2 separate regions of the Homo sapiens genome follow, and region 2 is linked to region 1. The links are chromatin loops, found by intact Hi-C in ENCODE. Cell type or tissue: CD14-positive monocyte. All regions are shown on one strand.

Evidence for each region. Peaks named below come from ENCODE experiments on the same cell type or tissue, not always from the same donor. Only the 100,000 strongest peaks of a DNase experiment are listed, where the experiment ranks them.
Region 2: a loop joins it to region 1, with 3 times the contacts of the local background. A loop is called at or near these places in 2 of 110 quality-filtered maps.

The regions. Positions count from the first base shown.
Region 1 is chr20:45,795,466-45,803,465 of GRCh38, reverse strand. DNTTIP1 (deoxynucleotidyltransferase terminal interacting protein 1) reads right to left here. Exons shown (of 13, transcript NM_052951.3): 5 at 2,324-2,392; 6 at 2,008-2,064; 7 at 1,409-1,467; 8 at 88-133. Among named protein-coding and RNA genes, the nearest start is that of DNTTIP1, 7.5 kb to the right of the region's middle. In CD14-positive monocyte, CTCF peaks have their summits at 3,921 and 4,124 (motif pointing left); a DNase peak (open chromatin) is centred at 4,105; H3K27ac peaks cover 1,786 bases.
Region 2 is chr20:46,106,915-46,114,914 of GRCh38, reverse strand. No RefSeq gene overlaps it. Among named protein-coding and RNA genes, the nearest start is that of CD40, 7.4 kb to the left of the region's middle. RefSeq lists enhancers at 6,070-6,119, 6,200-6,519. In CD14-positive monocyte, no CTCF peak of the experiment used is centred here; DNase peaks (open chromatin) are centred at 3,444 and 6,344; H3K4me3 peaks cover 999 bases; H3K27ac peaks cover 1,979 bases; H3K27me3 peaks cover 836 bases.

The DNA.
Region 1 (8,000 bases):
CCCTGCCCCTTTCCCTCATGGTGGGTCCTAGAGATAGTGGGACTATCTCCTGGGATCGTGATCTCTGCCATGCTCACATAATCATACCTTGGGGCCTTCCCGGCGAATTGGTTCACAGGATTTTGGTTTCCATCTGCTTGGAAGGAAAGAATAAAGGTGAATTCTCCAAGGTGAGACCTAGGACTAAATGCCAGCTTGCTGGTGGTGGTAGGAGTTCCTCACACACTCTCACTTTAGCCCTGGACATCCTCCTTCGTGGTGACACATAAGAGGAGGAACAAAGGGAAAAAAAGCACTGGACTAGAAGCCATTCTAGCACTAGCTCTGCTCTTACATAGTGGCATGAGCAACTCCAAGAACCTCTGAGTGGCAGTTTTCTCATCTGTCAAAAGAGACAAAAACAGCAACTGCCCTACCTATCTTGTGTTTGTGAGGAATAAAACTGCTTCGTGTAGGAGACACATCTAAGGTATGACAGTTAATACTAGCCCATCTACTAAGCCAGCTGTTCCAAACTAACCCCACGCCCCTGAACCAGACCAGTGTGGCTTTATTTGATTTAAATACTGGGCTCCCATGTAAAGTTTTGTTTGAAAAAGATTCTGCTGCTTCAGAATTTTTTTTAAAAAGTGGGGTTGGGGGTTGGTTGAGGGGGAAGGAAGGATGAACAGGCAGAACACAGAGGATTTTTAGGGCACTGAAAGCACTCAGTGTGATACTAGAATGGTGGATGCCTGTCACTATGCATTTGTCTAAGTTCATGTACAATACCAAGAGTGAACCCTCATGGAAACTATGCACTCTGAGGATCAAGACGAGTCAAAGTAGGCTCATCAAATGTAACAAATGTACCACTCTGGTGCCTGATGTCGATAATGGGGGAGGCTGTGCATGTGTAGGGTCAGGGAGTATACGGGATATGTCTGTACCTTCCTCTCAATTTTGCTGTGAACCTAAAACTGCTCTAAAAAAATTAAGTCTTAAAAAAATATATATTTGAAAATGACCGTCTTGGAGGCAATGTTAACGATATGACATTAGGCAAGTAATTCTCTGAGTCTGTTATCTGAAAAATTAATGATATCTTCTTTACAGGGTGGCTATAAAGATTAAAAGGTAAAGTATGTAACGTATTTAGACCAGTCATAAGCATCCAATATATACTAACAATGACAAACCTCTGGAGTTTAATCTTTCATCAAGCTGGGCCAAACCGTTCAGGGGGTAAAACAATTTCCTCCTCACTACCCTCCTTCCTCACCCCTCCAACCAGGATAACCCCCCTCCACGATGACTTAAGCTGATGGATCTGATTTTGACAGGCACAGAACCCTGGACTCTTTTCCTTCAGGGCCCCTCTCTCCGTCTGCTCCCCTATGCTCTCACCACACTGTTGGTCCCTACTCACACCATGCCGGCGGCTGCCCGGTCGCTTGACAGGATGTGTCCAGGAGGCCGTCCTTTCCTCTGCCACAAAAAACAGCTGTCAGAGGTCTGACCCTGTGGTTACTCCCCATACCCCATTGGCAGGTCCAGGGTCACTTGGCAGAGATGGTTTTCCAAAGAGATCAAATGATGTTTGACAGGGACAGGGAGAAAAACTGCCTCTCATGTCTAGGAAGGCTCAAAAGGGCTTTGAGGAAGCCCAGTACCTTGCGGAGTGAAGAGCCTTTTTTGAGAGACAGGGTCTTACTCTGTTACTCAGCCTGGAGTGCAGTGGCATGATCATAGCTCACTACAGCCTTGAACTCCTGGGCTCAGGTGATCCTCCCACTGCAGCCTCTCATGTAGCTAGGACGACAGAAATGTGCCAGCATGCCTGGCTAATTTTTTTTTTATTTTAGAGACAGGGTCTCACTATGTTACCCAGACTGGTCTCAAAACTCCTGAGCTCAAGTGATCCTCCCCGCTTGGCCTCCCAAAGTGTTGGGATTACAGGTGTGAGCCACCACACCCGGCCTGACAAGCCTTTTTTCAGCCAGAAAACAAAACAAGGAAATGGTTTACCTTTTTAGGAAGGGGGCTTCCTCGATGGGCACATTCTTCTTCTGCCTGACGGCCACGCTAAAAGAAAAGGGAAGGGAGTCAGTGGAAGGCCAGTGCCTGGGAGCTGCAGGTCTTCTGGAGTTGCAGAAGACAGCCCTGGACTACAGCTCTCCAGCCCCGCTCTGACCCAGGCCAAAGAAGCCCATCCAGCATGATGCTGTGTGGGCCTGGTCCTACAAATGGAAGTACATGGAACCTCCCTGGGCCCACATATTTCACTTGCCTCCCAGCCTGAAGGACCTCCCGCTCCAATACCCGAGAACACAGTGACTCTGACCTTTATTCCTGGAAGCTCATGGGTCAATCTGGGTATTACTTTTTCTCCATCTGAAAAGAGCAGTTTAGCCTGAAGGGAAAAAGACCAAGTGTTACCAGTCACTATTTTGGTGGGTAAGCACACCCTACCTACTTCCTTTTTTTTTTTTGGAGACAGAGTCTTGCTCTGTTGCTCAGGCTGGAGTGCAGCAGCACCATCTTGGCTCTCTGCAACCTCCATCTCCTGGGTTCAAGTGATTCTCATGCCTCAGCCTCCAAAGTAGCTGGGACTACAGGGGTGCGCCACCATACCCAGCTAATTTTTGTATTTTTGGAAGAGACGGGATTTCACCATGTTGGACAGGCTGGTCTTGAACTCCTGACCTCAAGTGATCGGCCCACTTCCAAATATATATATATATATATATATATATATATATATATATATATATATATATATATATATATATTTTTTTTTTTTTTTTAAATTGAGATGGAGTTTCACTCTTGTCGCCCAGGCTGGAGTGCAGTGGTGCTATCTCAGCTCACTGCAACCTCCGCCTCCTGGGTTCAAGCGATTCTCCTGCCTCAGCCTCCCAGGCAGCTGAGATTACAGGTGCCCACCACCATGCCCAGCTAATTTTTGTATTTTTATTAGAAACGGGGTTTCACCATGTTGGCCAGGCTGGTCTCGAACTCTTAACCTCAGGTGATCCACCTGCCTTGGCCTCCCAAAGTGCTGCGATTACAGGCATGAGCCACCACGCCCAGCCACACACATATATATATTTATATGCATAGAAATAGATATCTATTTTTAAAAAAACTTGAATTAATGATCATGGCTGGAAAAATTAAAAAATGTAAAAAAGCAAAATAAGAAAAACCTGGAATCTCATTACATAAACTACTATTAATGTTTCAATGTAAATTCTTCCTTGCTTTTCCCATGTAAATACATACTGTATGTTTTTTCAAACTAAATACATTAGTATAACACATACTCCTCAGTAAGCTGCTGTTTTTCTTTTTTCTTTTTTTTTTTGACATGGAATCTTGCTCTGTTGCCCAGACTGGAGTACAGTGGTGCGATCTCGGCTGTCTGCAATCTCCGCCTCCCAGGTTCAAGCAATTCTCCTGCCTCTGCCTCCTGAGTAGCTGGGATTACAGGCGTGCAACCACACCCAGCTAATTTTTTTTTTTTTTTTTTTTGGTATTTTTAGTAGAGATGGGGTTTTATCACGTTGGCTAGGCTAGTCTCACACTTCTGACCTCGTGATCTGCCCGCCTCAGCCTCCCAAAGTGTTGGGATTACAGGCGTGAGCCAGTGCGCCTGGCCTGCTGTTTTTCTTTTAATAAATACTGAGTACCTGGGACCTAAGTGCTGTGGACACAGCAGTAACTAGGACAAGCTCTTGTGGAGCTTATAGTTTGTGGGTGATCTGGATAATAAGCACAGAAACAAACAAGGTAACTGTGGATCATGATAGATGCTGTGAGAAAAAAAGAAAAAAACCCAGGCAGATGTGACAGAGAACCACCAGAGGGGAAGGGCTACTTTGCGGGAATGGCCAGGGAAGGCCTTGCTCAGAAGGTGGCCTCTGAGTTGAGATGTGAAGGAGGCTGTAAAAAAAGCTGGGCAGAAGTGTTTCAGCAGCAGGGAGGAGTGCAGAAGCTCAAAGGTGGGAACACCTGGCTCATTTGACAAAGAAAAGGATGGAATGGGCAGAGGGGAGATGGTGCAGCAGGTGGAGAATTGGGTTCACCCGACCTCTGCCAGTGGCATTTGACAGTGCTGAGGGCTCCCCCTTCTGGAAACACTCTTTTCTACAGGCTCCTGTGGCCACACTTCCTGTGTTCCTTCTACTTCTCTGGCCGTTCTTTCTTAGCCTTCTTTGCTGGCTTTTCCTTCTCAATCTGGTTCTTTTCCCTATCCTCTCTCATTACATATTCTATCTGCTCTCACCTATTCTCACAGCTTCAATTAACATCTATAAACCACGATTCCATAATTCAACTGTAGACAAAAGGTTATCCTCTGAGCTCTAGACTTATATACCAAATAGTCTGCCCCATGTCTATGCTTGGATGGCTCAAAGCTGCTAATCCATAATTGGATTCATGCTCTTCTCCTCCAAACTTTGTCCCTTTCCAGTGAAGGGTGATCAAGTCTCAATGTGTAATTATGCACACATTTGTTGGTAATCTAATTCACACCTGTCTGCTTAAGTAGGCTGTTAAGTTCTATTAGAGCAGGAAGCTTGTTTGTTCATTTATCATTTGTTTGTTCCTTCATTTACTCAATAATTCAGCAAACTCTGTACACATACTAAGAGTCATATTCCAGGGCTGGGAATACAGTGGTGAACAAGATTAGGCCTCAACTCTTGTAAAGCTCAAGATTTTAGCAGAGGTAGGAGTGCGAGGGGAAGACCTCTCTGATATTTAAACTAAGATCTGAAGAAAAGAAGGAGCCGGCTTTATAGAGTTAAGGGTAGAGTACCCCAGGTACTAAGAACAGCAAGTGAAATGGCCTAAGCTTGTGCTGGAGGAGCAGAAAGGAGTTCAGAACAGCCAGAGTATAGTCAATAAAAAAGAGGTGAGATGAAATGAAGTTAAAGAAGCAGGCAGAAGCCAGTCGAGGGTAGGCTCTGTGGGTCATGGTAAGGCATTTTTTTTTAAATTATACTTTAAGTTTTAGGGTACATGTGCACAACATGCAGGTTTGTTACATATGTATACATGTGCCTTGTTGGTGTGCTGCACCCAGTAACTCGTCATTTAACATTAGGTATATCTCCTAATGCTATCCCTCCCCCCTCCCCCAACCCCACGACAGGCCCCGGTGTCTGATGTTCCCTTTCCTGTGTCCATGTGTTCTCATTGTTCAATTCCCACCCATGAGTGAGAACATGCGGTGTTTGGTTTTTTGTCCTTGTGATAGTTTGCTGAGAATGATGGTTTCCAGCTTCATCCATGTCCCTAAAAAGGACATGAACTCATCACTTTTTATGGCTGCATAGTATTCCATGGTATATATGTGCCACATTTTCTTAATCCAGTCTATCATTGTTGGACATTTGGGTTGGTTCCAAGTCTTTGCTATTGTGAATAGTGCCACAATAAACATATGTGTGCATGTGTCTTTATAGCAGCATGATTTATATTCCTTTGGGTATATACCCAGTAATGGGATGGCTGGGTCAAATGGTATTTCTAGTTCTAGATCCCTGAGGAATCGCCACACTGACTTCCACAATGGTTGAACTAGTTTACGGTCCCACCAACAGTGTAAAAGTGTTCCTATTTCTCCACATCCTCTCCAGCACCTGTTGTTTCCTGACTTTTTAATGATCACCATTCTAACTGGTGTAAGATGGTATCTCATTGTGGTTTTGATTTGCATTTCTCTGATGGCCAGTGATGATGAGCATTTTTTCATGTGTCTTTTGGCTGCATAAATGTCTTCTTTTGAGGAGTGTCTGTTCATGTCCTTTGGCCACTTGTTGATGGGGTTGCTTGTTTTTTTCTTGTAAATTTGTTAGAGTTCATTGTAGATTCTGGGTATTAGCCCTTTGTCAGATGAGTAGATTGCAAAAATTTTCTCCCATTCTGTAGGTTGCCTGTTCACTCTGATGGTCATTTCTTTTGCTGTGCAGAAGCTCTTTAGTTTAATTAGATCCCATTTGTCAATTTTGGCTTTTGTTGCCATTCCTTTTGGTGTTTTAGTCATGAAGTCCTTGCCCATGCCTATGTCCTGAATGGTATTGCCTAGGTTTTCTTCTAGGGTTTTTATGGTTTTAGGTCTAACATTTAAGTCTTTAATCCATCTTGAATTAATTTTTGTATAAGGTGTAAGGAAGGGATCCAGTTTCGGCTTTCTACATATGGCTAGCCAGTTTTCCCAGCAGGATCATGGTAAGGCATTAAGACTTTATTCTCCCTGCAACAGGAAAGTCACTGAAGGGTTTTTAAAATGGGGAGTGACATGATCTAATTCATCTTTACGGAGATCAGTCTGGCTGCTGTGAGAAGAGTGGATTGGAACTGGGTAACGGTGAATGTAACTCTGGACTGAGATATAAATGTGTGAATTATGAGCGGCTGAATTGGCTTCCAAGCCACAGGACTAGATGAAAACACCTATGAAAACAGTGAGCCATGAAAGAGAAGGGGTTTGAGGACTGAACTTGGGAAGGCACCAACAGTTAGAGGCGGGGGGTGAGAGAGAAGAGTAGGCAATGAGGTTGGAGCAAAGTCAAGGCACTCTAGCCAACAGAGGAGCATTCCAAGAAACGCGAAATGATCCATTGTGACAGATGTCACTGAGAAGCTGAGTAAGTTGAGGACAGTTAGGGACCAGAGGGTTTGACAACACGGAAGTTACTAGCGACCCCGACAAGAGGGGTTCCAGTGAAGTAGTGGGGACTGAAGCGAAAACAAAGTGAAGAGAATGAATAGGAGGTGAGAAAGTGAGCCAGCGACTATTGGCGACCTTTCCTGATGTCTCCCTATAAAATGGTGATGGCAACAATTCCTCCTAATAACAGCAGCTGACACATGTAAACAGGTTCTCTACTATCTTGGGAACAGTCATTTATAGACCTGATGTCATGCTTCCTGACCACACCAGAGAGGCAGGGAGGCAGCAGGGTGCTCATCCCCATGATACCAAATGGGGCCATGATAACTTGATCCACCACGCACCTGCAGGGGTGAGACAGATCTTAGCTATTCTAATTATTATGTGTCTTAAGCCATTTCTTTTTTTTTTTTTGCTTTGCTTTTAAAAATTTTTTTCTAGCTCTATTGATGTATAATTGATAAACAGAAATGGTATATATTCAAGGTGTACAATGTGATGAATTGACATAGATATACATAGTGAAATGATTACCACAATGAAATCAATCAACACATCCACCACTACCATTTTGTGTGTGGACACTTAAGATCTATGGTCTTAGCAAATTTCAAGTAAACAATAGAGATAAACTATAGTCATCATGCTGTACATCAGATTGCCCAGAACTTGTTCATCTTATAACTAAAAGTTTGTACCCTTTGATTAACATCCCCCCACTTCTCCCCTCCAGCTACTGCCATTCTACTCTCTGCTTCTATGAGTTTGCTAAGTCACAATTTCTTCATCTATAAAATAGTAATTAAAAGATATCTTCTGTACATAGTTTCTTCTGAGACATAAAAAAAAATAATGCATTTATCCTGGTACCTGACATATAGTAGCTACTTCCCTTCCTTTCCCTGTCAGCAACAGCCTCAAGCCTATCTCAATATGTGGCTTGCTGGGCATTCCCCAAAATACCACTGATGACAAGATCACATTTCTTTTTTTGTTTGTTTTTGAGACAGAATCTTGCTCTTTCACCCAGGCTGGAGTGTAGTGGTGCCATCTCGGCTCACCGCAACCTCTGTCTCCCAGGTTCAAGCGATTCTCGTGCCTATGGCTCCCAAGCAGCTAGGATTATAGGCGTGCACCACCATGCCCAGCTAATTTTCGTATTGTTTGTAGAGATGGGGTTTAGCCACGTTGCCCAAGCTGGTCTCAAACTCCTGGCCTTGAGTGATCTGCCCACCTTGGCCTCCCACAGTGCTGGGATTACATGTGTGAGCCACCACGTCCGGCTTAAGATCGCATTTCTTATCAGAGGCTCGAGAGCTAAACCTTGTGCCTGCAT
Region 2 (8,000 bases), 310 kb before region 1:
AGTGGCAATATTCGGAGGCCAATCAAAAAGGGAACAATGAAGGGTTCTGCAATAGGAATGGGGCAAAGGACATTCAAAAGAGTAGGGAGCCAGGATTTTGGAAACTCAGAGATGAAATGGCCTTTGTAGGGAGGTGGGTTCACAGTGCCAGGTGAATGGGTGAGGAGCATGCCTAGAGGTCCAGTGTCCACAGCGCTGCCAGAATCTGGCATCCAGAGTGTTCTGTCTAATATGCAAATCCAATTGTGTTGCTCCAAGGTTTAAAGTGGCTCTCCAGGGCCCTCACCCCTTAAGCTTGCAGAGCTGCAAGGCCATGGGCCTCCTGGTGTACATCTCTAAGCATCCTTCCTGCCTTCCCCTTCATGCTCCAGCCCCACTCCCCAGATGTCCCGTGCTGTCACCTCTGCCTGGAGAGCTCCCTTCCCACTGCCACTCTCCTTTCACCTGGCCAACTCTTTCTCACCCTTCAAGGTCCATCTCAGGCAACCCTCCTCTGGAAATCTCTCTCTAACAACCAACCTATCCCCCTGTGCTCTCTCAGAACCTGGGGCAGCTTTACCCAAGCAAGACTCTAGCCCGACCACACTGTATTTCAATTTTTCTGTTTACTTGTGGAGCCAGTGTATTGAGGCGATTCAACTCTGTGGGGTATAATGATGAAGATTTTCTCCCCTAATCTCTGCCTTCAGCCATGCTGTGTTGAATCTCCCTTTTCCATCCCTTAATGACATTTTGGGCAGATTGCATTACTTTTGGATCACTTTCTGTTGTTAAACCTCCATCCTTTAGACCTTTATTCTCAAACTCAATTTAAATCTCATTTTATCTTCTCTCTTACTCATTCAAGAGTTAACTTGAGCCAGGACCCTGCCTGCTAGGAGGAAAAGGACTTGGTGGAGGTGGGGCGGATGGTCTGATTGGGAGACATACCCTACCACCCCCACCCCAACCCCGTGTCCATATATGGTTTCTCATGGGCAAATGAGTAAGTTCCTTAGCGGCTTCTCCACTGCACAATTCTCTCACAGGGTCATCCAGCCCAGGCTTGACCTCGCCTACCCCACCCCACCACCTAGGGCCTACCAGTGTCCTGACCCTCTTGCCCAGCAGTCAACCTGCTTGAGTAGGCCACCAGAAAAGTGCTCCAGCCAGGCTGATTACTGCAACGTCCACTTGACCTAGAGAAGCTCACGCATCCAGTCAGCTACACCACAATGCCCCTCTTCTCACCTCTCCTCTACCCTGCTCAGATAGGCACAGTCCACTGCCCACAGTCCACCACCCATCAGGGAACAGCATCCCAGCACCCCATGCTTGCAGTCACCTCTCAGTCTCCATGAGGGACTTCCTTTGAATTTCCACTACCCCACCCTTAACGGGGAGGGAGGAAATGGCCTTCTCCTATGAACACCTGACTACTCAGTAAAACCAAGGACCTCCTTCCTCCCCAAGATTGCTGTATGGGCAAGGAAGAGGAAATTGGAATTTTGGGCTGTGGGTGTAAAGCGAGTTCTGCCTCCTTTAGTAAACCTGGAGGGAAACTATCTGGCTCCCTAAAATACAGGGTACAGAGGACCTGTTGGCTTTGGCTGTGGGCCAGCCATGTGGCTGATTCCTAAGGAACAAGGAATTTGCACTCAATCGCCTTTGGATCAGGCCATCCCTCACTTCTAACTTGAATTGTGGAGAGGAGGAACAGTGCCTCCTTTATCTTCTTAACCTAACACCCACACAGAGTCTGAACACCTGCCAGATGCTGAACAGGTATTTGTTGAATAAACGCAGAACTATAGAGTAATGAGGCTGAAGGGATCCCTCAGACCCACCTGCCCATTCCCACACCGTCCTGGGTAGCAGCCCATCTCCATAAGATGACAGGGCTCTCTAGCTGGGATTCCCAGGCCTAACTATGGACAAAAAGCTTTCCCTTTAGCTCACCAGTATCACGTGGGAATTTATCAAAGGGAACTAAGAAACTCAGAAAAGAACCCAAGCAGAAATTTGGAAAACCCAAGAGCCGGCAAAACAGATGCGAGAACAAAGCAGAGAATGTCTTGATCCTTATCTGGTTAAAGCCACTTACTCGGCTGATCTGATCCCCGCACAATGAGGCCTGGAGCCTGGTCCTCAGCCCTCCCAGACTCTGATGTTTGGAAGAAGAGATGCTTTGGTTGCAGGGGAAAGGATCCAAGTTTTTACTGTGACCTCAAGAGGCTGCGTGACCTGGCCATTGGCAACCTTGGTTCCCACCGCAGAGCTTTGGCTATGCTGCCCCCTCTGTCTAAAACGCCCCTCCTCCCACCTTTCATCTGCTGACTCTTCCTCACCATTCATGTCTCAGGGTAAGTGGCCCCTCCTCAGAGAGGCCTTCCCTGACCATCTTATCTAAAATGAGTTTCCTCTGCTACCCACCCACCTCCCCCGCCACTGTCCTCTCTTGTAGCACCTGTTCTAATCAGAGTTGTCCTTGCAAACAAGAGAAGATGTAGCAGTGAACTTAAATAAAAGAGGACACTATTGAAAGGGTGTTGGGCAGCCCAGAGAGCCGACAGGAAGGCTCAAGGGAGGCACCCAGGCAAAACCACAGGAGGCAGGGAATAGATGAGACTCTGCCACAGAAAAGTTCTATAAACCATCTCTGTGCCAGCCTACCTCCAAGACAGCCCTCAACAATCCCTACCTCCTGGTCTTCACACCCTTATGTAGTCCCCTTCCTTATTGTACCAGGGTTGGTCTGTGTGACCAACAGAAACCAGCAGAAGTGAGTGTAGGTCACATCAAGGTTAGGTTACAAACCCACTGAGGTCAGGTGCAGTGGCTCATGCCTGTAATTCCAACACTTTGGGAGGTCAAGAAAGGAAGGATCACTTAAAGCAAGGAGTTCTAGACCAGCTGAGCAACACAGCAATAATTCATCTCTACAAAAAAATTAAATAAAAATAAAAGGACTGAGGCTTCCATCTTATGTGTGCACTGTCTCACTCTTCTTTTTCTCTCTTCTCTCTCTTCTTTCTCTCTCCCTTCTCTGTCTCCTCTCTCTCTTCTCTCTCTCTTCTCTTTTCTCTTCTCTCTCTCCTTTCTCTGTCTTCTTTCTCTCTCTTCTCTCTCCTTTCTCTCTCTCCTTTCTCTTCTCTCTTTTCTTTCTCTCTTCTTTCTCTCTCTCCTTTCTCTCTTCTCTCTCTCCTTCTTCTTTCTCTCTCCTTTCTCTCTCTCTTCTCTTTCTCTCTCTTCTTTCTCTCTCCTTCTCTTCTCTCTCTCCTTTCTCTCTCTTCTCTCCTCTCTCTCTCTCTCTCTCCCCTCTCCCCCACCCCCTGCACTGTCTCCAGGCCCTCTGGGGAAGCAGCTGTCTGCCATGTCGTGAGGACACTCAGCACTCAGGCAGCCTATGGAGAAGTCCATATGGCAAGGATTCAAAGCTTCCAGCCCTCAGCCACATAGGAAGTGAAAGTGGAAGTGGAAGTGGAAGTGGACCCTCCCGCAGCAGTCAAGCCTCATATGACTTCAGCCCCAGCTGACACATTGATCCCAGTGGTGATCTAATCAGAACCACCCAGCTAAGTTGCTTCTGGATTCCTAACCCACAGAAACTGTGAGATAATAGATGTTTTCTTGTTTCAAGCCACTAAGTTTCAGGTCAACCTCTTACCCAGCAATAGATAATGAACACAATCTCTAACTACCCCTGAACTTGAGCATCACTCCTTCGAGGTTCAAAGTCTTGGGAAAGGAATCAGAGTGGCCACACTTGGCTTACAACGCACATTCTATGCCTCCTTGGCTTCCTTGTCAAGCCTCCTGCCCTCCTTCCCCTCAAGTAAGAAGGGTACACATCCTGAACATCCAGAACAATCCATCTGCCCTGCAATGTTCCCTCAGAACACTCGGCACAACTTGTTGTTCTCTATGCAGGATGACATTTTTCTCCTTTCCCCTTGCTCTTCCTAATTTTGGGCACACACCAAACGTAAGAACCAGAGAGGGCAGATAGTTTTTGGCCCAATAATGCAGGGAAAACATCCTCAAAGTTCTGATTGCCTTAAAAATGCCAGACCGTGAAGAAAGACCCATTAGAAGGCAACTTCTGCCCAGTGAATTAGCTGGGGAAAAGAAAAAAGCACTTTGAGAATCAGGATCTAGAGATACAATTCTGTATATTTTCATGCAGCCATAGCCCAGTGAGTAATCGAGACTTTCCCACTCAAGATAAATATGAAACAGGCGCTTTATTACAGACCAAAAAAATCCATGGTCCCATCTCATAATGAAATCAGCATTTTGGTTTGTACATTTGCGTGTGCCACCTTTTAATCCTTGCCTATAGGGACCTTCAGATTTTTCTTTCCAAGGGATATCATAAATAGATTATCTATTTTACATTTTCCTATAATATTAGACCACGTATATTATTTCCACCTTTATAAACTCCTATTTTTATTTTTTCTTTTCTTTTCCTATTTTTTTTATTGGAGACAGGGTCTCACTCTGTCACCCAGGCTGCAGTACAGTAGCACTATCATAACTCACTGCAGCCTCAAACCCCTGGACTCAAGTAATCCTCCCGCCTTGGCATGTATTTTTTTTTTCTTTATCTATCTTTACACCTCTCTCCCCATAATAGCCTGATAAATATCTGTCTACACATTTAAGAATATATTTGTTCATTTAATAAGAAAAGGAATCTCTATCTTTTTTTGCAGTCATTTTTGTCACTTAATAATATATCATGGAAATAATTCCAGGTTAGTAGATACAGATCGTACACATTCTTTCTTTAAAATAATTGTGTAAGATTCCATGGTGTGGACTTGTCACAATCAATTTAACCATTTTCCTGTTGATGTACATTCAGGTTGCATCCAGGTTCTCTCTACTGCAAAGCAGGCTGCAACAATGTTTTTACACGTATGGTTAGGCACGTGTGTTTTTATTTCTATACAATAGATTTCTAGAAGGAATTTGTGGGTATTTATATTGTAAATGCTAACAGATATTTTAAAGATACTTTCCAAAAACCTTGGGAAATTCATATGTTTGAAGGGACCTTTACTCTGCCTTCTCCCCAGTACTAAATGTTATCATTCATTTTAATATTTGACCATTTGATGGTGAAGAGAGAGATCTCTTTGCTGCATTTATTTACATTTCCTCAATTATTAGGGAAGTTGAGGATCCTATCAAATGTTTATCAACCATTTGGATATCCTCCTCTGTGAACTAACTGTATATATCCTTTGTCCATTTTCTATTAAATTGTCTGTTTCATATTAACTTTATTCAATCATGTAGTCACTCAACTAATATGCATTGAGCACTTACTAGGTCACGTGAACTAGACAAAATCCCAGCCCTGAATATTAACCCTTTACTCTGTCATCCATGTTGAAAATCAGCTCAGATGTCTAATTGTATCTCCAGTCTCTCCTCTACAGATAGGCTCTGGTACAGCAGTCCCCAACCTTTTTGGCACCAGGGGCCAGTTTTGTGGAAGACAATATTTCCACGGATAGAGGGGTTGGGAAGGATGGTTCCTGGTTTTGGATAAAACGGTTCCACCTCAGATCATCAGACATTAGATTCTCATAAAAAGCACGCAACCTAGATCCCTCACCTGCGCGGTTCACTATAGAGTTCGCAGTCTCATGAAAATCTAATGCCATCGCTGATCTGACAGGAGGCAGAGCTCAGCCTGTAATGCTCGCTAGCCAGCCGCTCACCTCCTGCTGGGCGCCCGGCTCCTAACAGGCCACGGACTGGTACCGGTCCACAGCCGGGGTGTTGGGGATCCCTGCTCTGGTAGATTGTAGTCATTATGCTTTCAGGTTTTATGATGTAAAAATACCTAATAATACCTAGTACTAGCACCGCTAGCCACTAATTGGTTAGAGCAGAAAGAGGACTTAATCCAATCCCCATGTAGCACCTTGTTGGTACTCCACCCTCAGGCCTTCCATATTCACTGTTCCCACTCTTCCTGTCCCCTATCTCAAGCACCTGTGACCTTCTGCCCCAGAGCCTTTTTTGGCCACAAGAGCATGTTTAGCCCTTCAGAGGGCAGGCCAGAAGGGCTGGAGATAATGCAGCCTTCTACCAATGACAGATGAGGAGTTGGTGGATCAATGCCGCAGCTGCCTTTCCCCGCAGCTGGGATAACTAAAAGGTATGTGTTCTACACTGTCTGTCCAGTCAAGGTGAAGCCACAGTTGCCCACTGTGTAACCTGCTCATTCACCCACCCTGTAATGGCTTCCTTCTCCTCTCTGTCTCAGTTCCCCATTACCCCATCAGTGCTCCCCGGAGTCACCTCTCAAAGAAACTACTTGCTACTTGCACTCAAATCTTTGTCTCAGTTTCTGTTTCTGGGAGAATACAGCAAAGGCACTTTGATTTACAAATGAGGAACTAGCAGCAGGAGGCAGCATCGATCGATGAGTAAAAGTGTAATTTCTGAAGTCATAGGCCTGGCCCAAAATCTGATTCTGTTACTGACTGTGTGTCCTTGAGCATATTCTTAACTTCTAGTTTCTTCTCTGTGAAATGAGCCTAAGAGCTCACATGGTTATTATAAGGACTAAGTTAACTATGTGATTTTCTCACATAATGTCTAATAAAAAATGGTATTACTCTTTAATATTAGAAAACTGAGTTCTAGAGAACAGAAGTAGCTAGCCTATGGTCACCCAGGAAACTGGGACCCTTATGCCCCATTTCAAAGACTCTATTCTCTGTCATCCTTTGGGCCAGGGATGTTACAGTCATGGGATTTCCCTTGTCCTAGGCTTTAAATACTCCTAAACATCTAGGTGGATTGGAGTGTTGATTTGTGCTGTCCAATAGAACTTTCTGTGATGATGTAAACATTGTATATTTATGCCATTCAATATGGTAGCTACCACTAGCTACATGTGCTTGTTGAACATCTGGAATGTGGCTAGTACCACCAAGAAAGTGGGGGTTTTATTGTATTGACTTTTATCAAATGTAAAAAGCCACATATAGCTGGTAGCTACTATGTTAGATAGCTCAGGTCTAGAGAAAAGGGGTTGGGGCCAGGTGCAGTGGCTCACACCTGTAATCCCAGCACTTTGGGAAGCCAAGGAGGAAGGATCACTTGAGCCTAGGAGTTTGAGACCAGTAAGGACAGCATAGTGAGATCCCATCTCTGTAAAAAAAAAATTTTTTTTTTAAGTAAAAAATTAGAGAAAGGGGGTTGGGAAATGGTGGAAAGAATCTCTCTTAGGTCTTTTCTTCTCCCCAGTCTCTCTTACCTCCAGTCTCCCCTCCCAGCCTGAGCTATTCATCCCCCTCATCATAGGTCTCCACCTTTCCCTCCTTTGTACGTGTTAAGTTCCATGGAAGGAAGCAGCAGGGACTGTGACAACTGTTGTATTTTCATACACCCAGCAAGGTGAAACAAACTCCTTTGTGATCCCTGTATTGAAAGACAAGACGAATACCTGCTATAAATAAAGCTGAATAAAGATTCTTTTCTAGATGGCTTCCATTGTTCCCTCTTCTCTTACAGTATTCACGCTGAGATAATTTCCAGCTTCTCAGATCCTCCGTAGTTATAAAACATACCATTACCTCATTTTCATTTCATTAGATTTACAGATCACGAGACTACTTTGATCCTTACCAAGTTCATCATTAATGGTTTCAAAATAATGATTCTTTCCGTTTCAGCATGAGCCAACACAGAATTTCCTACCCATGTATTCTTTTATCTCTTGCTTCCTACTTTTAACTCCCTAGTCTAGACAATAGTGGCTAATGGAGTTTTCCAAATGCTGACGTGAATTTCACATCCATAAAGACATTCCCCGCACAGTTCTGTCACCCCACAGCAAAAACAGTAAAAGTAATAATTTCTTTCCAAACTACTTGATCCTGATGGATGCCATAGAAAGGTATCTGATAAACCACCAGCTCTCCCAGGCTATATTTCCATGGTACCTGTAATTAACCCTGCCAGGTACAGTGGAACATGTGGGCTTAGTAGTC